Regions from separate parts of the Homo sapiens genome. Here region 2 is linked to region 1. A link is a loop called in an ENCODE intact Hi-C map of the cell type or tissue named here. Cell type or tissue: heart left ventricle. All regions are shown on one strand. Each heading gives the region's core, and the rest is flanking DNA. Links, peaks and the distances in the headings are about the cores only. Region 1 holds the start of ZMYND12 (zinc finger MYND-type containing 12). Region 2 overlaps P3H1 (prolyl 3-hydroxylase 1).

Region 1 (16,026 bases), core at 43-4,042:
CAGTGTAGGACCTCAATAAACTATTCTACAAAGTCGGCAAATGCCCCACAGATAAGAGTTTCTCCTAATAAAATCCTACCTGTATCACCCAATAAATGACTAAGAACTCCTGAAGGTTCCAAAAATCTAAAATCACAACCACACCTACCTTATCCATATTTCTTCCTTAACCTACAATAGCCCCCAACTAATCTACCCACTCCACTTTCTCCTTCTCTACTTCGTCTTTCATACTGATGCCAGAATGTTGTTCTCAAACAAAAACTTTATCTCATTCTCCTACTTATGTGTCCCTTAGCTCCACAAGAAAAAGTCCAAGCTCCTTAAAAAAGGAAAATAAAGTCTTCTACAAAGCAAGCCATCTCTTCAGTCAGCTCTCCAGCCTTACCAAAGCACTTCGGTTCACAGCCCACTGCCCACTTTCAAATTCCTACTGCCATACTCCACCTGGAATGACCTTTCCCACTTCGTACACCCTCTGCTCATTTTGTTTTGATTTTTGGTGTTTTTTTTTTTTTTTGCGACGGAGTATCGCTCTCGTCGCCCGGGCTGGAGTGCAATGGCGAGATCTCAGCTCACTGCAACCTCCGCCTCCTGGTTTCAAGCGATTCTTCTGCCTCAGCCTCCCGAGTAGCTGGGATTACAGGCGCCTGCCACCACGCCCGGCTAATTTTTGTATTTTTTTAGTAGAGACGGGGTTTCACCATGTTGGCCAGGCTGGTCTCGAACTCCTGACCTCAGGCGATCTGCCCTCCTTGGCCTCCCAAAGTGCTGGGATTACAGGCGTGAGCCACCGCGCTCGGTTCTGCTCATCTTTTAAAACCCAGTTCAATTCATCTCCTCCAAGAAGCTTCATCGACTCCCCCAGGATTCACTCGCCCCATGATCTGACTGCACTTTGTACATACCTCCACTAGAGCATTTATCACTCTGTATTGTAATTATGTCTGTGTCCAGCTCCCTCACTAGATTGTGAGGTCCATGAGGGAGGGCGGTGTCTTATTCATCTCTGTATCCCCTGTGCCTAGCGAATACAGATGCAGAAAGGCCATCTCCAGATCAAGAGGAAATTAACCCAAGATTGGTTATATGGGATTAGATCTCTGGAAGAGAAGCGCCCATCACCTGCAGTGGGCCCCCAGATGACTGGATCTTGTGTTCAGGCATTTCAGAGACAGGAACATAGAAATCTGACACAGCCGCAGCCAGGTAAAACATCGCAGAAGGGCCTGCAAAGAGAAACACAAGGTGTTAACAAATCGGCGAGGTACGATATAGGATCAGCTCCTTCTCAACTCGGGTTCCCCAGCTGAGATCCGTGGGTAAGCAGGAGGTAAGGGGATAAGTGGCTGGAAAGAAAGGCTGTGCTTCCAGGCAAAAGGGGTACTCCTAGGGCACGCACCTAGCGGATTGAGTGCCTGGGCCGCAGCCTGCAACAGATGCAAATAGTCCGCCAAAGTGGTGAACTCTACTGCCAGGAAGGTGCCTGCAGCCGCAGCCTCCTGGTAGCTCCTCAGAGCCTCAGCAAAACCCGGAAGTGCATTCTCCTCGGCCTCCAGGCTCAGCAAGCCCGAAAGGGCTGGGCCCGAAGGCCGCAGAGCGGACAGCCAAGTCTGGGGTGGGAAGCGGTGGGCATAGGGGAAGGCAGAGCGAGCGCGATACAAGAACAGGACCCCGTAGCCGGCGGCTAGGAAGGCCTCGGCCGAGGTTGCACCGCGCCGCCCGCTGCTGAAGTTGTCCAGGAAGCGCACCGGCCGCGCTTCCAGTGGGACCTTGGTGCCGCCTGACGTAACCAACACCACCCGCCGGCCCTGCGCGCCCAGCCTGGCCGCGAAGCGAGCCATAACCTCAGCCCAGCGCGCAGCACCGGGAGGCTGGGGGAACTCGGCTACCGGATCCATTTCCGCCATCTGCAGCGCAGCGGCCGGCGCCTGCGCACGTTTCGCGGCCGCCGCGCCACGCCCCTTCTCGCCTACCTGGTGTACGCGCCGCGCCGTACTGAGTGGGCGGTTCACTACCCTTCTTTTGACACTAGGTCCCGATCTCGCCAAGTCTGGAAATGCGTAGTTGTTCTGCCCCAGAGCCCAGCGAAAGTGACACTGCAACGAGGGGGATCCCCGGCTGGGTGGGCATCTGGTAGGGTCACGTTCCCTCACGTTCGTTTCCTAGCCTGGGTGAAGAACTGGCCATGTTTGACCCTTACCGGCCACTGTACGGGCCTTTCTGGACTTGGACTCCTTGGGAGTCGTTTCTCGGCCATTTGACCCGTGGGACTTGTGGGTTTTGTGCTGCTTTTTCTTTCTTTCTTCCCCTTTTCCAACTTCAGCAATACACCCAGATGTTAGTCGAGTCACGTCCCGCCGCCCTCTGCCCTTGAAATGCTGGCAAGTACGCAGCCCCGCGATCGTCACGTGACGCCGGGGTTCAGCGTATCCTTGCTGGGCAACCGTCTTAGAGACCAGCACTGCTGGCTGCACCATGAATGTGATCTACCCACTGGCAGTCCCCAAGGGGCGCAGACTCTGCTGTGAGGTGTGCGAAGCCCCAGCCGAGCGGGTGTGCGCGGCCTGCACAGTCACTTATTACTGGTAGGCCCTGAAACGTGGCACCTGGGCGCTATAACTCCCTCCCTCTCTCCCTTTCCCGGGTCTGGCTTGGGTACCTTGCGTTAGCCGTTGCCCCTGACTCTGCAAGGGACACCTCAAAACGGCTTTAAGACAGGCCCCTAAGACTCCCGTGGCCTCGTCTGTCTCATCTCCCACTTATTCGTCACTCATGTTTTCTGAAGGCGTACTCTGTGTTATGCACTATTTTAGGTGCTAAAGTTACTGGGGCAGCTCGGTAGATCAGTTCCTTCAAAGATCTAACATTCCAATGTGGGAGACAAATCAGTAAAGAAACAGGCCGGGCGCGGTGGCTCACGCCTGTAATCCCAGCACTTCGGGAGGCCGAGGCGGGCGGATCGCCTGAGGTCAGGAGTTCGAGACCAGCCTGGCCAACATGGTGAAACCCTGTCTCTACTAAAAAATACAAAAATTAGGCGGGAGTGGTGCTGGGCGCCTGTAATCCCAGCTACTCGGGAGGCTGAAGCAGAAGAATCGCTTGAACCCGGGAGGCGGAGCTCGCAGTGAGCGGAGATCGCGCCACTGCACTCCAGCTTGGGCAACGAGAGTGAGACGATAGTGAATGGGGCAGTATGTGGAAAGCTTTCCCTGTGGAAGAAACATTTGAGCTGCATTTTGAGAGGGCAGTCAGAACCTGCTGTGTACAGGAGTAGTGAAGAAGGGTAGGGCATTCCCGGCATCCGGGACTGCTAGGGCAAATGGCAAAAGAACAGAGTTTGCTAAGGGCCGAGTGGAGAACGTAGTAGTGGAGGGAGCAGTCAGTGATTTTCAAACTGCAGGCCAGGGCCCTTTAGCAGTTTATGAATAAGTCACAATCACCATTTAGAGAAAACAACAACAACAAAAAAGAGCACAGAATGAGTAGAAAGTATCAGGTTAATCCTACCTGAATTGTTTCTTAAAACTTTTGTCTTAGTGTTTTATGTGGACATGTGTGTGTGTACAGGAAAAATGTATTTCTTACTATAGGTTGAGTCAAAATTAGCCGGATGTGGTGGCGTGCACCTGTAATCCTAGCTACTCGGGAGGCTGAAGCAGGAGAATCGTTTGAACCCGGGAGGCGGAGGTTGCAGTGAGCCGAGATCGCTCCATTGCACTCCAGCTTGGGCAACAAGAGTGAAACTGTGTCTCAAAAAAAAAAAAAAAAGTTGGAACATCATTGTGATAGGTAGTAGAAGTTTAAACCAAGAAGATAAAGGTTAGGGCTAGACAGTGACATGAGATCAAGGGTTTGGAATTTATCTCCTGGGAAACCATGAATGGTTTTGAGCTGACATGCTCTCATTTGTGTTAAGGAAAGAGGATGGGCTGCAGTGTGGCAGATACAGAGGAAGGTAGACACTGACGGCTGCATAACAGATCAAGAAGCTGTTGCAGTACCTTCTCATACTGGCCTAGGTGTCCTTCCTCAGTGCTCTCAAAGCACTGAGTATGTCCCCTATCCTAACACTTAGGACATGGACTGAAATCATTTATTTATTTCTTTCATTAGGCTGTATGCCCCACAAGGGCAGGGATGGTATCTGTGTTTTCATTGCTATCTCCTCTTTGGTGGCTTCCTTGCCTTTAGAATATAATTAAGAATTTGTAACAGAAAATACAAGGCCCTGGTTATTTCTCTACCTTCACTTCCCACCACACTCACCCCATTTTTTCTTTGCTGTAGTTATAGAGAACTGAAGTTCTAATTTGCTAAGCCCTTTCTTCCCTCAGTTTCTTTTCCCAGTCTGTTCTCTCTGCTAGGAACCTCCCCTTCAACTACAAGCCTTCCTGGCTCCCTTTCATCCTTCAGTTCTCAGTTTAAATGTCATTTCTTCAAAGAGGTCTAAACCCAGTCTCAACTCCCCGTCATACTTTTCTCTCTCACAGTACCATTTTTCTTTGCTTTTTCTGTACTTTTATATTATTGTGTTTGCTTGTCTGATGTCTATGTCTTTTACTAGACCCAGTGGCCACACATACCAGACACTCAATGAACATCTGTTGAATAAAACTAAATGGATAATAAACCCATTAACTTGGGCAAGGAACACGGGGAAAAGATGACGGGCATCAGATTTGGTTGTAGGCATAGAGTTTAAGAGGCCTTTGGGTCACCCCCAGAGAGATGGCCAGTAAACCGCCGTGGGTAAAACCTGCCACTCAGGCTTGGGAAAGATTCAATCCTTTTGCTTGGTGTGAGCACTGACTTTTTCCTTAAAACACCCCTGTCCTCTGTATCCCTCCAGCCGGAAGTAATTCCTTCTTCCTCTGAACTAACTTTACAGTACTCTGTATCTCTCAGATGACTCATATTTCTCTTCATTTTAATTGTTGGTGAGTGTGTTATTTCAATTCTGTTATGCTCCATTAATGCTAGATACTATGTCAAATGTGTACAGAGGGACTGTCAAGTATGCTAACTTTTGATCTATGTCCGACCTGTCATTGTATGCCCCATAGTCTCTAGCAAAGTGTCTTGAAATAGTTGGCACTTGTGCTTTTATCCCTTGGGCCAAAAAATAAAAATGTGAAAAAAAAGACATAGTTGGCACTAATATCTGATAAATGCATGTATAAATTATCATCTTCTATGCCCTTATCTTCGATTTTTTTTCTTTTACTTGCTTTTAATTCTCTTTAAGACCTTCTCCTTTTGTTTTTTTGCTTCCTTTTCTCCAGATTTCTATGTCTTTGGGTCTTGCAGATTTCAAGATTTTTTGATAAAACAAAACTGAGGTTGTTGTTCTATAGGTTTTGATGGTCGAATGTAAAGCATCTAGTACCCTTCCTGGAACCATGTTGGCACACAGTAAATGTTCCTTTTCATCATCCCAAGTTTAAGGAACAAGAAAGTCAGTCTGAATTTGTGAAAGTTTTTTTCTGCAAAAGAATTTTTTTCCTGATTATAATTGCAATTCATGCTCACTGCAGAAAACCTGAAAATATAAAAAATCAAGAAGAAAAATAAGCCATAGTCCCACAACCCAGGGATTAATAACCTGAAATTTTGGTGAATTTCCTTCTTTTCTCTGAATACATTTATTTTATATATTGTGTGTAATCTTGTGCATATTGCTCTATAGTGGATTATGACCATTCTCAGAGAATAGCACATTTTTATTTACTTTAGAGACACAGTAGAACTTTTATTTTTTTATTATTTTTTTGAGACGGAGTCTTGCTCTGTCACCCAGGCTGGAGCGCAGTGGCACCATCTTGGCTCACTGCAACCTCTGTCTCCCGGGTTCAAGCAATTCTCTTGCCTCAGCCTCCCAAGTAGCTGGGATTACAGGGATGCGCCACCACGCCTGGCTAATTTTTTTGTATTTTTAGTAGAGACGGTGTTTCACCATATTGGTCAGGCTGGTCTCGAATTCCTGACCTTGTGATCCGCCCTCCTCGGCCTCCCAAAGTGCTGGGATTACAGGACAGTAGAACATTTTTAAGAAAAGGTAATTTTATGGAAGTACATACTAAAACATTGGTGACAAGTAAAAGAGACTTCAGTACCATAGGTTTGCATGAATTTAAATGTCTTTAGTCAGGGCGTACATTCTGTAATTCACTACAAATACTATTGCTTCCTGTTCTTGAATACCACTTCACCATTCGTTTTCTTCTCCTGGCCAGTGACGGCATTTAAATTTGCGCTTCATATGTCAAACAAAAGGAAAAATTATTGCAAAAAATATTGCAGATCACTAAGAAAACAAACAGTGAAGTGGTATTCAATAATAGGAAGCTATAGGATCAGTGGTGAATTGTAGAATGAATGCCCTACCTAAAGATATTCAAATTCAGCTTAAAAAAAAACATGATAATAGCCAAACAAAACATGTGGCTCACAAGCTACTTAATTGTGAGCCCTGATTGAAAGCATTTATCCATTCCTACTTTATCCCTGACCCTGTGTTAGGTGTTACAGGTGGGACAGATCAATAAGCAGGGAGCCCGCAAATATATAAATAAAGCTCACTTTATTTAGAAAGGCAAGATATGTTAGTGGCTCTCAGTGGAACAAAAGTTCAGGCATCTAAGTTAACATTTCCATTGCTTACAAGCCCCACTTGATAAATTCCCTGTGGAACTCAGCTATATCCTGGCTAAGTGCTTTTATTGATCTGTTTATAATAATTCTCTACCTCCCCAAAAACATTTTAAATGGTTTCTGTCATTTCTTTGGTAGCAGTCACAACTTGTAAAGAATATACTTTAATTGCATTTCTATTGTCCAAGAAGGTGGCAATATTGTCCAAGAAGGTGCTTGAACATGGCTATATATTGTCTGTGGCTGCTTTTGTGCTACAACAGCAGAGTTGAGTAGTTGCAACAGAGATCCTATAGCTCTCAAGCCTAAAATATTTATCTGACCCTTTACAGAAAAGCTTTTCTGATCCCTCCTCTAGATTATTGTTACCTGTTTTGAAATATGTATAAATGGAATCAAACAGTTAACTTACATTTAAGTGAAAATGTGTAATAAGCAATAGAAATGCAAAAACCCATGACTATGCATCTAACAACAGAGCCTCAAAATACATGCAGCAAAAACAGACAGAACTGGGGAGAAAAATAGACAATTTAATAATAATGGTTGAAGACTTCAATATCCTACCTTCAGTGATGAACAGAACAACTAGATGAAAGATCCAGTATCCCACTCTCAGTAATGAATAGAACAACTAGATAGAAGATCAAATATCCCACTTTCAGTAATGCATAGAACAATTAGACAGATCAGCAAGGAAATATAAGACTTGAATCACGCTATAAACCAACTAGACCTAACAGGTATCTGTAGAACACCATTCAATAACATGAGAATGCCTATTCTTCTCTAGTGCGTATAGAACATTATTCAGGATAGAACATATATTAGACCATAAAATAAATCTCAATAAATTTATAGAGATTGATTTCATACAGAGTATGTTCTCCACCTACATGGAATGAAATTAGTAGTCAATAACAAGGAAATTTGGTAAATTTACAAATATGTAGAAATAACACACTCTTAACCAATGAGTCACAGAAGAAATTACAAAGGAAATTAGAAAATGCTTTGAGATAAATGAAAACAAAAACAACATACTAAAACTTAGATGCTGGCAAAGCAGTACTCAGAGGTTACTGTATGAATTTAGTACTCATATGAATTTATACTAATATACATTACATTGAAAAGAAGATCTCAAATCAGTAACCTAGCATTTCATCTTAAGAAACTAGAAAAAGAAGAGCAAACTAAAACATATTTATAAACTCCTTTATGCACAGCCCTGTGTTGGGTATAGACACAAGCTAGCAGAAGAAAGGAAAATTAAAGATTATAGCAGAGATAAAACAGAGAATAAAGAAACTACAGAGAGAACTGATGAGACCAAAAGTTGGCTCCTTGAAAAGACCAACAAAATTGACAAACCTTTAGCTAGGTTGACTGGCCTAGAAAAGAAGATTCAGATTACTAAAATCAGAAATGAAAGTGAGGACATTACTACCAACCTTGCAGAAATAAAAGAGATTATAAGAGAACACTATGAGCAATTGCATGCCAGCATCCCTGTGTGACTTCAGAATGTGAATGTGTGCCTGCAGAAACAACATACTCTCCAATCCCAACACAGTTTATACATCATCAAATAACCACATGAAAGGAAAGAGATTTGAGTCTCAGAAATGGCTTTGAGCTCCCTGCCTGGTTTGTATTTGGCTTACTTTTCTGGTGTCTAGGGATAGGCCAGTAGGAGGGTTAATGGAATCTTAAGTCATGCCAAATATAAAGATCATAAAGTCTATGTTTCCGTTGTCAGTGGGGTGGTACATCAGAAGGCTGACTGGGACAGCATCCATGAGAAAATATGTCAGCTCTTGATTCCACTGCGCACTTCCATGCCCTTCTACAATTCAGAGGAAGAACGGCAGCATGGCCTGCAGCAGCTGCAGCAGCGGCAGGTAGGGCCTACGGCACTTTCCAAGGTTAAGTCGTAGGTGCGGTGAAGCTGCCCAAGACAAGGCTCGAACTGTGTTGGGATCACTAAATTGTAACCTCACGGAGGGCAGAGACTTTGTTTTATATCTTTTTAAGTCCTCAACACCATCCAGTCTGTTGTTTTCCACATTTACTAAATACTTACTGTATTAGTCTGCTAGCACTGTCACAATCAAATATCACAAACTGGGTGGCTCAAACAGCATACATTTATTTCCTCACAGCTCTGGAGGCTGGGAAGTCCAAGATCAAGGGGTCAGCAGGTTTGGTTTCTTCTGAGGCCTCTCTTCCTGGCTTTCAGATGGCTGCCTTCCTACAGTGTCTTCACATGGTCCTTTGTGTGCAAGCATGCCTGGTATCTCTTTGTGTGTCCAATTTCCTCTTTTTATAAAGACACAAGTCAGATTAGGTTAGGGCCCACCCTAATGGCCTCATTCTAACTTAATCACCACTCTACAGGCCCTAGCTCCAATTATAGTCATGTGACAGACTGCAGGATAGGGCTTCAACACATGAATTTTGGCAGGGGACACAGTTCAGCCCATAACATCCACAGATGCCAAGAGTCTGGCCACATAATAGGAGGGTTAAGAATGATGTATGGATATACTACTGAATAAATAAAGGAGGTTACCAAAACCTGCCACTATTATTATGTATAGTGTTGAGTATTATTGAGTATTGAGCATCTCAATCACTCTAAAAAATTAGCCCCTTATTATAAGCCATAAATCTCTAAACATAAGATCCATCCATTTTAGTGTTATGACACTTTGATAGTGGCCTTAGAACAATGCAGAGTTAAAGTTTTTTGTGATATTAGCTAAACAGGATAATTCTGGAAGGGAAAATGAGATGTTTCTCTCAAAATTAACTCAACTAGGAAGGCAGAAAGTTTCAGATTGTCCTGAGACATGCTAGCTTTGCTAAAGTAAAGTTTTATTAGAACTGTAAAAACAATACTCATTTATTCATCTGATAACTCTATATTGAGCATTCATCTATGCCAAGCGCTGAACTAAGATGAAAATACACATGTTCCTGGGCCTTAAGGAACTCATAGTCCAGAGTTTGCTTTCTTATATCACTTATGTGGGGCTTCACGTCCACTCTAATACAGGCAGGCTCACTATGTGCCTTTAACTGGGTCATTAGGTGTTGGCCTTATCCCCAGGGCCATCTACATCCACCTTTGCCTTTAACTTTAGACTGTCTCAGATAGTCTGTTTCTCTCTTCCACAGAAGTATTTGATTGAATTCTGCTACACCATAGCCCAGAAATACCTCTTTGAAGGGAAACACGAAGATGCTGTACCAGCAGCTTTGCAGTCCCTTCGCTTCCGTGTGAAGCTGTATGGCCTGAGCTCCGTAGAGCTTGTGCCTGCTTACCTGCTGTTGGCCGAGGCCAGCCTTGGTGAGTGAAACCGACTTGAGATCCTTGGATCCCTTAAGTGGTGTTATGTTTGGGTCACACCAATGATCAAAGAGTCACCCTTGACAGTGGCACCAAGAGACCTATTGTAGAAGGAGCAGGGTTGCTGTAAAGTTTAGCACAAGGTAGGGAAGGAGATGTCACAGACTTTTGTCTACAACTGGCAGAAATCCACTCAAGCTGGCCTGCACAAAAAGGAGGAACTTTGTGCGGGTGCTGTAGTATCCTACAGGAGCTGAGGCTTCATGAGGGACTAGAATTGGAGTGCCTTTCGTTCTCTCTTGGGCCTTGTCTCCTGTATCTACTTCTCTCTGGGTATCTATCTGCTTTGCTATTTTCCCTCTCTGCAGACCAGATTTGTCTACCCTATGCTCACTGTAGAAGACAGCTACCCCAAAATGTCAGATGGAGTTTTTCAGTTTACGTGTTTTCTAGGTTTGAAGTAGGCAGTAGAAACTAATTAGCTTCTGATTTCCAAATACAAATTCGTAGAAGACAGAATTTTGTTGACATGGCTTGAGTGTGGAATCCACCTTTATTCCCTGGGATCAGAGCCACATAGTTCAGAAATACAGGAACCCACCCCTATAGATGGGAGAGGCAATTCTGAGAGTATAGAGCAGACTTAGCAGATACCCTACATGGTGGCCACCATTTAAAAAAATGCTTCATATGTTTTAATAGCCACCATTAAAAAAATACTTTTTTAAAAGTAAAACTTTTTTAAAAGTAAAACTGTTAAAATTAAGTACAATATAAAGAACTTTTATCCCCTGAGTTCTCTGAGAGTAAGTTGTTCACCTGATTCCCTATCCTTAGAATACTTCAGTGTCCCCTTAGTAAATGAGATATATTGTATTGTGGTTATGAAGGAGAATGTCTTTGTGGGAACCACACAAGGGGACCCTGTCATCTAAGAAGACCCCATTCAAGTTTCTCGAATTTTCCCAATAACATCTTTATAGCAAAAGGATACAGTTCAGGGTCACACTTTTCATTTTGTTGCCATGTGTTGGCAACAAAACTCTGGAATAGTTTCTCAACCTTTTCTTGACTTTTATGATCTTGACACTTTTACAGGTTACAGGCCAATTGTATAAAACATTTCTCAATTTGAGTTTGTCTGATATTTCCTAATGATGGGACTCACGTTATGGATTTTTGGCAAAAACAGTACAGAGGTGATGCTGTGTTCTCATCCCATCCTATAAACTGGCATGTTTTCATTTTTTTCATTACTGATGATGTTCATTTTAATTACTTTATTAGGATGGCGTCTGCCAGTCTTCCTCCCTGTAATGTTACTCTTTCACCCTTCTGTAATTAATAACTTTAATTTTCATTTCATGGATACGTCCTTTGAAACTATATAAATATCCCATTCCTCATCGAATTTTCAATGTATTCATTTAGTTATTTGTATCAGTATTTTATCTTTATTCAATGGGCTTAAATCCATTACTATCGTTAATTTGATCCTCAAACTGTCCCTGATTTGACCAGTGACAAACCCCACTCAAGCTGGCTTCTGCATCTCCCAGATACAACCCCATTTGTTCTTTGCTCACTTGACTGCTTTCTGGAACATACCTCTAAAGAGCCCTGATCTCTTTCAGTGGAAAGTGAAAATCAGAAGCCAAAAGCTGTGCACTAGATGTACTCATGCTTTTGGGGTATTACTGCTCCCAGGCCTTCTCAGTGGAGTTAGGGAGTAAGTGTAAATATAATAATGGGTGTACGTATACACACATTACATCTGTATTTATTTCTATATCTATATATCTTTTTTTTTTTTTTGAGACCGAGTCTCACTCTGTCACCCAGGCTAGAGTGCAGTGGCGCAATCTGAGCTCACTGCAGCCTCCACCTCCCTGGTTCAAGCAATTCTCCTGCCTCAGCCTCCCGAGTAGCTGGGACAACAGGTGTGTGCCACCACGCCTGGCTCATTTTTGTATTTGTAGTAGAGACGGGGTTTCACCATGTTTGTGATCTTGAACTCCTGTCCTCAAGTGATCCACCTGCTTCAGCTTCCCAAAGTGCTGGGATTACAGGTATGAGCCACCGTGTCTGGCCTGTATCTATATATCTACATCAATATCTCTATGACCACTAGTCTATACTGTTTGATCCAGATCTAATACAGCACCATAGGGTTCAATCTGATTTACTTCCATTCCTTAATTGCAACTCCCTTTGCTGACAGCTTTCACTTTCATTGGTTTATTTACATATTAATGAGTTCCCCTGTATGAATCAATCCCCGCTCTCTAACTCCGTCCTTTCCACCTTATAGATACCTCTTCCCGCTCCATGGGCCCTGACTCCCCATTCCAGGCTGCCTCTGCTGCATGGATCCCTCCTCACTTGTGTGGGTTCCAACTCCCCATAACAGGCTGTTTGCCTGCAGGAATGCCCTGCTCACCCTGCCCAGGTCTGACACCCCATTCCAGACTGTCTTTCCTCCAAAGTAATGAGAAAAGCACTGGACAAGAAAATACAGCCCAGGTTCTGTTTACCTCTGACACTGGCTAGCTATGGGATTCTGGAAAAGTCACCCTAGCCCAAGTCTCATCATCTCTCATCTAGACCACTGCCTACTAACTGGTCTCCCCACATCATCTCTGGCCTCCCTCCAATGTGGTTTGCATACAAAAATGTGACCCATCACTCCTCTAAATAAAGATCAAATTTCTAAAGCAACCCATGAGGCTCTGCTTGATCTAGCCGTTAACAAATTCTCTCACCTCAATTCTATCACCTTGTCTCTCTTGAATTATTTTCTCCCTCCCTTCCAGTTACACCGACCGGCCTTCTCTCAGTTCCTCAGAAGCATGATGATTTCCTTGTTTGGAAAGGCTTTTCTGTAGCCACTCTCTCTGCTTCTCCTCCTCTTCCCTTCACCAAATTAACTCCTTATCATCTTTCAGGTTTCAGCTCAAGGGTTACTACTGCCTTGTCTAGAAGCTTTCCCAGGGCTCCAGACCAGGTTGGGTCTCCCCTTTTTTTTTTTTTTTTTTAGACGGAGTCCCGATCTGTTGTACAGGCTGGAGTGCAATGGCCTGATCTTGGCTCACTGCAACCTCTGCCTCCCAGGGACAAGTGATTCTCCCACCTCAGCCTCCCGAGTAGCTAGGACTACAGGCACGCACCACCACGCCCAGCTATTTTTTGTAGTTTTAGTAGAGATAGGGTTTCAGTATGTTGCCCAGGCTGGTCTTGAACTCCTGGCTTCAAATGATCCACCCACCTCAGTCTTCCAAAGTGCTGGGATTACAGGTGTGAGCCACCGCACCCAGCTGGGTCTCATTTTTAATATACTTGTTTAAAGAACTACCCTTTCTGGCCGGGCACGGTGGCTCACACCTGTAATCCCAGCACTTTGGCAGGCTGAGGTGGGCGGATCACGAGGTCAGGAGATCGAGACCATCCTGGCGAACACGGTGAAACCCTGTCTCTACTAAAAATACAAAAAAATTAGCCGGGCGTGGTGGCGGGTGCCTGTAGTCCCAACTACTCTGGAGGCTGGAGCAGGAGAATGGCATGAACCCGGGGGGCGGAGCTTACAGTGAGAGGAGATCGCACCACTACTGCACTCCAGCCTGGGTGACAGAGCGAGACTCCGTCTCAAAAAAAAAAAAAAAAAAAAGAACTACTCCTTTCTTCTGAGCACTTAGTCCATTAATAATTGTATTCATTGATGAGATTATTTAATTGTCTCCCTGCTCCAGTAGACTGTAAGCTCAGGGGAGAACTGGATCTGTGTCTATTCTTAATTATCACGGATGTCTTCACACTCAGCCCAGTACTTAGCACAGAGAAGGTACTAAAAAGATAATTTCACAGTACCTGAAACCTCGTGAGCACTGTGTAAGTATGTGTTGAATCTGAGTTGTCTTCACAGGATTCTTTTAAGGGTGAAATGAGTTCGAGTGTAATGACCATGAAAGTGCTTTGAAGTCTGGAAAGTACTGTCTAAATGGAAGATTTCACTGTAACTTCACAGTCATTGGTTTAAAACCTTGCTAACGTTTCTGGAAGTCTAAAGAAATCACTTTCCTGTGCACATGTTTCTTTCCCATCTTAGAGATTACTTCAGACTGGAGTGATTTGGAAGCAGGAGAGCCTGAGTTCAAATATCATCTCTTTCTTTACTGTCTGGGTGATCGTAGGCACCAAGCTCTTCCTCACTCAGAGCTCTCACATATATGGTTCCTTCTGCCTGGGATGCTCTTTTCTCTCTCATACGTGGCTGGCTTTTGATCATCCTTCAGGTGTCTGCTTAAACTGGCCAGGCATGGTGACTCCCACCTGTAATTTCAGCACTTCGGGAAGTCGAAATGGGAGGATCTCTTGAGCCCAGGAATTCAAGATCAGCCTGGGCAACCTAGCAAGACCTCATCTCTTAAAACAAAAAAATTAGGCGGTCATGGTGGCATGCACTTATAGTAGTCCCAGCTACTTGGGAGACTGAGGTGGGAGGATTGCTTGAGCCCAGCAGGTGGAGGCTGCAGTGAGCTAGGATTTTGGTTACTGTGTTCTGTTCATTTCCTTCACAGCACTCATGTTTTGTCTATTTATTGTATGCCTACTTCACTTGATTTTAAGCTTCTTGGAGTCAGGGATCATGTCTTAGTGTGCATTGAGCATCATGCATTGTGATAGAGACTCAATCAATTAGGTGAATATATGTTTGGTTGAATGAATGAATGAAGTTGCCTCCTCTTCAAATTCCTCATCTGATGATTATTTCACAGGGTTGTTAGCAGACTTAGACCACCGATGCAAAGGGACTAGCACAATGTTGGGCAAATAACAGGTCTTCAATAAATACAGATTCCCTTTTCTTCCCCTGGGCACCTCACAGCCACAACCTTTGACTCAGCTGTGACTGCTGTATGCTGCATTCCTTCACTTTCATCACCAAGTCCTGCAAAATCTTCTCCCATAATATCTCCCAGATCTGCCGTTAACCCAGTGTAAGCCTGTTGCCTCACCCTTCAGACAAGTACCACTGGTCTGTAAGTGGCTGTCCTTTCCCAATTCCATACACTAGTAAAATCACCCTAAGGGATAGTATCACTTCCTTTATGTCTCCACCACCTCCACTTCACCCTATGCCTCTCCAGGTAGGCACTGTCCATAAGAGGCAGGCCTGAACTTACGCACTCACTGGTCACAAGCTTAGTTCTGACTGTAATCTCATGGGCTAGTAGTAGCCCATTCTTCTCACCGTACTCTCTCTCTCTAGCCTCACAGTTTATTCTCCCAAGTATGCCTTTTCCTTTAGGACTGATGCTTGTTTAGATGCTGGTTCAGCTGGGCCTTGGAGTCTTCATTCTTTGGCATTGCCTCCTTGAGTGAGAACTGGATGTTGAAAATTTTAAATTTCCAATATTTGTCAATGCCCTGTCCCATTTTTTTCCCATCTAAACAATCTTAGTTAAGAGTCATTTGCTTCTTCAAATGTGAGAGGACTTCAGCCTAAACCTCATATTTTATAGACAAAGCCTGGAGGGAAGATGTGACTTGCCATGTTCACATGAGCCAGGATCAGGGACTAGGCCTCGTGCTCCTAATCTAGTAGTTTCCCATTTTAGTTTGCACTTTGACCTTCCATCAGGCAAAGTTACTTCCTTCTTCTTGTAGACTGCTTCCTCTTCATCTCTTTTCCTTTAATTCAGTGATGTAGGGTTACAACTAGAATAAAAGCATGCTTACATATGAACTAGGTCTGACAGGAAGGACACAGAGGAGCAGAGGGTTGGCTTATGAGGGGTTCGTGTCCTTACCTCTTAACCCTTTGTTGATGCCATTTCTGCTGCAGCACCTATCACACCAATGCTTCGCCCCCAGAGCACGCCTCCTACCCTGCAGCACACTGACGTAGTGGCTTTCTATTCTGTTCTGACAAATTTCCCCAGGAGTCAAGCAGGTAGGCAGGCCTCTGTATATATAAAGATGATATGTAATACACAAAAAGCTTTAAGTGTCAAGAGTAT
Region 2 (6,448 bases), core at 2,449-6,448, 300 kb before region 1:
AGTATCCTTCAATGTTCTCATTCTATTTGTTTAGCAGGAAAAGTTCCAAAGGAGGGACTGTCTGTGATGATATAGCATTTTATAGAGAGTTTATGGTTCCTTACATTTTAATTATAAAATAGGAATGTTAGAAACAATATAAGAATGACTTATAGGCCAGGCGCAGTGGCTAACACCTGTAATCCCAGCACTTTGGGAGGCCGAGGTGGGTGGATCACTTAAGGTCAGGAGTTTGAGACCAGCCTGGCCAATATGGTGAAACCCCATCTCTACTAAAAATACAAAAATTAGCCAGGCATGGTGGCATGCACCCGTAATCCCAGCTACTCGACATGGAGGCAGGAGAATAGCTTGAACCTGGAAGGTGGAGGTTGCAGTGAGCCAAGATTGTGCCACTGCACTCCAGCCTGGGTGACAGAGCAACAGTCAAAAAAAAAAAAAAAAAAAGAATGACTTTTAAAAGTAAGTTGTGGCCAGGTGCAGTGGGTCACACCTGTCATCCCAGCACTTTGGAAGGCCAAGGCGGGCGGATCACAAGGTCAGGAGATTGAGACCGTCCTGCCTAACATGGTGAATCCCTGTCTCTACTAAAAATACAAAAATTAGCTGAGCGTGGTGGTGTGTGCCTGTATTCCCAGCTACTCAGGAGCCTGAGGCAGAAGAATCGCTTGAACCCAGGAGGCGGAGGTTGCAGTGAGCCGAGATTGTGCCACTGCACTCCAGCCTGGGTGACAGAGCGAGACTCCATCACACACACAAAAAAAAGTAAGTTGTGTTGGCCGGGCGTGGTGGCTCATGCCTGTAATCCCAGAATTTTGGGAGGCCGAGGTGAGTGGATCACTTGAGGCCAGAAGTTCAAGACCAGCCTGGCCAACATGGTGAAATCCTGTCTCTACTAAAAATACAAAAATTAACCAGGTGTGGTGGTGTATGTCTGTAATCCCAGCTTCTCAGGAGGCTGAGGCGCTAGAATCACTTGAACCCAGGAGGTGGAGGTTACAGTGAGCTGAGATCATGCCACTGCCCTCCAGCCTGGGCTGTCTGTCTCAAAAAAAAACTCTGTCTCAAAACAAAACAAAACAAAAAGTAAGTTGTGTTTATTTGAAAACTGTTAGCCCTACAAAAAAGTGCAAGAACCTAGGCCAGGCACGGTGGCTCATGCCTGTAATCCCAGCACTTCGGGAGGCCGAGGCGGGCAGATCACCTGAGGTCAGCAGTTCAAGACCAGCCAGACCAACATGACAAAACCCCATCTCTACTAAAAACACAAAATTAGCCAGGCGTGGTGGCGCATACCTGTAATCCCAGCTACTCTGGAGGCTGAGGCAGGAGAATTGCTTGAACCCTGGAGGCGGATGTTGCAGTGAGCCAAGATCGCACTATTGCACTCTAGCCTGGGCAACAAGAGTGAAACTCCGACTCAAAAAAAAAAAAAAAAAAAAGTGCAAGAATCTGTCACTAATGGGGGGGGAAGAAAAGTACAAGAAAATCATAATGAACTCCTAGATATCTTTCATCTAGATTAAGAGTTAAATGTTTTTTGGCCAGGCACAGTGGCTCACACCTGTAATCCCAGCACTTTAGGAGGCCGAGTTGGGAGGATTGCTTGAGGTTAGGAGTTGGAGACCAGCCTGGCCAACATGGTGAAACCCCGTCTTTACTAAAATACAAAAATTAGCTGGGCACAATGTAATCCCAGCTACTAGGGAGGCTGAGGCAAGAGAATCACTTGAACCCAGGAGGTGGAGGTTGCAGTGAGCTGAGATTGTGCCACTGCAGTCCAGCCTGGGCAACAGAGTGAGACTCTGTCTCAAAAAAAGAAAAAAAGAGCTAAATGTTTTTAAATTTCCAGAGCTAAATATTTTGTAAAGACCATTTACAAAAGGCCTTCATTTTATAGTGGTACCCAGGTCACCCCTTTCCATCCATAACCTGAGGAACAGGAAATTAGGACCCCTGTGAAGGTGGCTGAGGGCAAGGAGAGAGGGTTCCTCCTCTGTGGCCTGCATTTGAGTGCTCCTTCTTCCCAGTAGCAAGAATTTCGACTGGGAGTGCGACTCTACTCAGAGGAACAGCCACAGGAAGCTGTGCCCCACCTAGAGGCGGCGCTGCAAGAATACTTTGTGGCCTATGAGGAGTGCCGTGCCCTCTGCGAAGGGCCCTATGACTACGATGGCTACAACTACCTTGAGTACAACGCTGACCTCTTCCAGGCCATCACAGGTGCGTGCAGTTCAGAGCCAGACCTTCAGCCAGGCCTCCTGGGACTCTAAGGTCACCATCTGATAATATAAATGGGGACTCTTCACCCTCATTCCTCAATTTATTAAATCTGAGAAGCTGATGAAAAATTGCTTCCATTTGAATTTGTTCATCTTAACCAGAATTTGAGTTCTAAAGAGTGACCTCATAGTTATTCCTTCTGTTTGATTCCTTTCAGATCATTACATCCAGGTCCTCAACTGTAAGCAGAACTGTGTCACGGAGCTTGCTTCCCACCCAAGTCGAGAGAAGCCCTTTGAAGACTTCCTCCCATCGCATTATAATTATCTGCAGTTTGCCTACTATAACAGTAAGGCCTACTTTCCTTCCTCTTTCTCTGCTGGCTAACTAAGAAGCTAAAGGCAAGGTGGGCAGGGATTACAGCCACTTACTTCCTCAAGGTGTTTGGCTTATTTCAGTAGCTATGGGAGGCACCATGCCAAGTGATCCCTGGGTAGTTTGTTATAAACAACTGGCCTAGGAAGCCAATACCAGCAACCCAAAAAGCTGGGGGAGGGAGACTTAGGACCTCATCTCTTGTCCCTTCTATAACTTGTAATCTATTTTTGCTTTTGAATTAAAGTTAATAGCAAAATAAGGGTATGCCACAGTTTAAACTAGCTCAGAGGACATTTGCTAGCCCTCTCCCTGGTATAGCACTGATGCTTTTGTGGGGCTGCCAATTAATACCCAGAAAACCAACTCTTTGCAGAGTCCCTACTGTGTGCTAAGCATTACAAACATATTGATGAGTGTACAATATTTACAGTTGAGTTGAGATGACTAACAAATATCAACAAGAACTATTTTGCCAAAGAGACAATCTGCTATTGTAATCTTCCTTGTCTTCTGAAAATCTATAGAAAAAAGAAGGTAGGAAGACAGGGAAATTGATCTAATGATTGAGTGTATTGAGGCAAAATATTAAGGAGTATTGGAATTATTTGTGAATCTTAAAAGATGTGGGCATGCAGAGAATTCTGATTCTTTTCTGTTTCATTGTTAGGCAGCCCTGAGGACATTGACCACCTCACCTTAAAATTAATCACACATTCTATGTGTATTACTTAACTCCTGCCCCTGAAATCAGGCCATCATGTTAAGTAGCAGGCACCAGCTTGTCATGCTGCCATTGCCTCAAGCTTTGTGGAGACTGAACACTAAGTGGTCCCTGGTGCTAGGATTTTATCCTTTCCTTTTGACTCTTTCCTCTCAGCCATTCTTCTTTCCACTTTGCAGTTGGGAATTATACACAGGCTGTTGAATGTGCCAAGACCTATCTTCTCTTCTTCCCCAATGACGAGGTGATGAACCAAAATTTGGCCTATTATGCAGCTATGCTTGGAGAAGAACACACCAGATCCATCGGCCCCCGTGAGGTGAGAGACTTCCTTCTGTTATGACAGCTGCCAGCTGAACTCAGACCTGAGGGCGGAAGAGTGGGGTAGCAGAGGGGAGTAGGCGCTGTGCGTGCAGGGCAGGGGCCAGATGTCAGTGTTGGGGCCAGATGTGAGTTCAGTCACTCGGCTTGTTATTCAGAGGAGAAGGGAGCACAGGGAGGGAGTGTGGGGAGTACACAGGAGCCTCAATTAGCGTTATCTGGGCCCAGAAGTCTATTCTCTGAGTCCCGCAGAACTGCGCGGTGAGCATATTCTTTCCCCTCTTGGCACCCCTAACTTGGACACTCGATATTATTTGGCCAAGAGCTATCATTTTTCACTTAATACTGGTTGTTTTTTTTCTGCTCACCTGTTTTCTGTCTCCATTTTCTTTCCCATCTCTTCTTCTTCCTGCCATTGTTTGTTCTCTCCCATCTTTCAGCATTTTCCCTGTCTCTCTCCAAAACCAGGAGAAATATCTGTATAACACAAAGACTGCTGCGCTGAAAGGAGACACCCAGGCTCTTCTTCCGAGCTCTGGAGTCTGAGAGCCTCCAGTAGAAACAGCCTCTTGCTGCCCCTCCTGTGTGGGTTGTCATTGTAGTTGTCCTCTTTAGCCACTAGATGGTGACCATCTGGCTTTAAGATGGCACTTCCGGTCTCTTTTGTCTTGTTTGGTTAATACCTTTTCCCTGCCTTCCTTATGGCCATTAAGGGGAGTCTGAGGGGAGTGAGGGGAAATAAACCCACGTGGCCAATCTAGCATTTTTAACTAGAAGTCCCCTTTTGGAAAGAAGGCAACTAACATTTGTTGAGCCGCTGTCCAGGCGAAGCTCTGTGCGGGGTGGGCTGTATCCATCATCTCATTTAATCATCACAGCCACCCTGCAAGGTTGGCACTCTTCTTCCCACTTTAGGGATGAGGACTGTTAGCATCTGAGAGATGAAGTAACTTGTGCAGTGGCTTGTGGCCAGTCAGTGGTGACCGGAATCTGTTCCCTGCTTGGACCCAGTGCAGGCACAGCTCCAGACACATGGCTGACACTCAGTAAATCAGCATCGAATGAATAAAGATGGAAGTGGGGTTTGCTTCATAGCAGCCTTATAGGGTCATTGGAGAGGGTTAAATGAGATAACATAGCATTTGGTGACAGAAGCCAGTAATGTAAACTCCTGAAGAGAAAACGTCTCTCTTCCTCTTAGGTAAATATAGTAGATGACATAGGATTCATTGACTCCTTTAATTCCTCCTTGAACTGCCTCATGTTTTATTTCAACTGATGTCTCCTTTTTCTCTTCCTTCCTCCTCCTGCTGCTTGGAGATTAGCAGGGCACCTAGGGAAAGATGTGACCCCGGAAAGTACTCAGTTTCCCTGCCCTGGGTAAGCCTTGCCTGGGAGTCCATGTGGGAAGCCCAGAGTGCCAGGCCCTCCCCTTTAGCTGCTTATCCTCAGGGAGGGGTGTGGTCTGGTTAGGGTCTGAGAGGAGGCAGGTGGCAGAGCAGAAAGCACATGGGCTTTAGGACTGTAAAGACCCGGCTTTATCTGTCCAAATGCACATTCTGCTATGAAAAAAAAGAAAAAGATAACAGAAGACCTGGGTTTGACTGTAGGTCGCTGCTCTCCCATGTCCTGTAGTGTCACCTTAGACAGTGGTACATCTCCTCTGTGCCTCAGATGCTTCCTCTGTAGAATGAGCATACTAGTATCAACCTCAGATGTGGCTATAAAAGATCAAATGAATAACATGTCAGTTGCCTAATGCCTGATTCCTTTTCCTGCTTTGTGGACTCCTGTAGAAGTCAAGAAGGAATTCTCCTTCTTTGAAGAATATTTCCACTTTTGAGAATCATCAGATTATCTGTCCTAGAGACTAATGGGGGTTGGGATGGGGGAGGAGCAGGGCTTTTTCCCTTAAGGAAAGCCTGGTTATTCCAGTACCTCAGAGGTACTGTTGCTTGTGCCAGGCAGAGGACACAGAAATTAGACTTTTGTCTCAAACTGGGGAACAGACAGAGAGCATTGGTAGGGAGAGGAGGCCTCAGGTCACATGGGAGCATCAGTGTGGGGTGCCAGGGAGGGGAACTCCCAGAGGTTAAAAGACAGGGCTGAGTTCTGGGGGATTTGTTTGCTTTTTTACCCTCAGAGTGCCAAGGAGTACCGACAGCGAAGCCTACTGGAAAAAGAACTGCTTTTCTTCGCTTATGATGTTTTTGGAATTCCCTTTGTGGATCCGGTGAGCTAGGGTACAGGAGCCGGAAGGGAGCGGGGAAAGAGTGAGCAGGAGAGATGAATGGGGAGGAGGGGAACACTGTGCGATTCTGAGAGAAAACTTGCTGGAGGCTGAGCCTAGCCTGGGATCTGTGCAAGGCAGGGATGAGAGACAGATGAAAGGGGAACACTGGGCAGCTAGAAGGGACTTAGATGTGGAAACCTCCCATTTTGTCTCCTGAAAGGAAGAGGGTGATAAGCTGGATTACTCCTGTGGGCCTTATTTTATGCATTGAGACACCTGGAAGATTAAGTAGATCATCTTACCTTTTTCATTTCTTCCTGACCTACTTAGGATTCATGGACTCCAGAAGAAGTGATTCCCAAGAGATTGCAAGAGAAACAGAAGTGAGGACCTTGAAGAAACTGCATGGTTGGATCAGTCTGATGAAGCACTTGAGGCTTCCTGAGCCCAGGCAGATGTGAACTCCTGGCAAGGGGTGGGCAGGTCCAGTTTGGGAAGTCGGGGTGGAGCCCAGGGCTGGCCCTGGAATGCAGTCCTCAGAGCGGCTGTGCTCATAGGTCAGAACGGGAAAC

The links. A loop is a pair of places that touch in the nucleus more often than their neighbours do. Peaks named below come from ENCODE experiments on the same cell type or tissue, not always from the same donor. Only the 100,000 strongest peaks of a DNase experiment are listed, where the experiment ranks them.
Region 2: a loop joins it to region 1, with 2.7 times the contacts of the local background. A loop is called at or near these places in 16 of 110 quality-filtered maps.

What each region holds. Positions count from the first base shown.
Region 1 is chr1:42,442,450-42,458,475 of GRCh38, reverse strand. ZMYND12 (zinc finger MYND-type containing 12) reads left to right here and starts at 2,454. Exons shown (of 8, transcript NM_032257.5): 1 at 2,454-2,588; 2 at 8,417-8,558; 3 at 9,838-10,009. The coding sequence starts at 2,479. It overlaps PPCS (phosphopantothenoylcysteine synthetase), which reads right to left and starts at 1,933. Exons shown (of 3, transcript NM_024664.4): 1 at 1,403-1,933; 2 at 1,126-1,229. The coding sequence starts at 1,910. It also overlaps a transcript of CCDC30 not described here. RefSeq lists enhancers at 1,583-1,702, 1,793-1,862, 2,103-2,332. In heart left ventricle, for the core only: no CTCF peak of the experiment used is centred there; DNase peaks (open chromatin) are centred at 1,545, 1,955 and 2,305; H3K4me3 peaks cover 2,256 bases; H3K27ac peaks cover 1,632 bases.
Region 2 is chr1:42,754,976-42,761,423 of GRCh38, reverse strand. P3H1 (prolyl 3-hydroxylase 1) reads left to right here. Exons shown (of 15, transcript NM_022356.4): 3 at 2,034-2,223; 4 at 2,441-2,572; 5 at 3,502-3,641; 6 at 5,787-5,876; 7 at 6,207-6,259; 8 at 6,434-6,448. Among named protein-coding and RNA genes, the nearest start is that of P3H1, 8.8 kb to the left of the region's middle. In heart left ventricle, for the core only: a CTCF peak has its summit at 4,251 (motif pointing right); no DNase peak of the experiment used is centred there.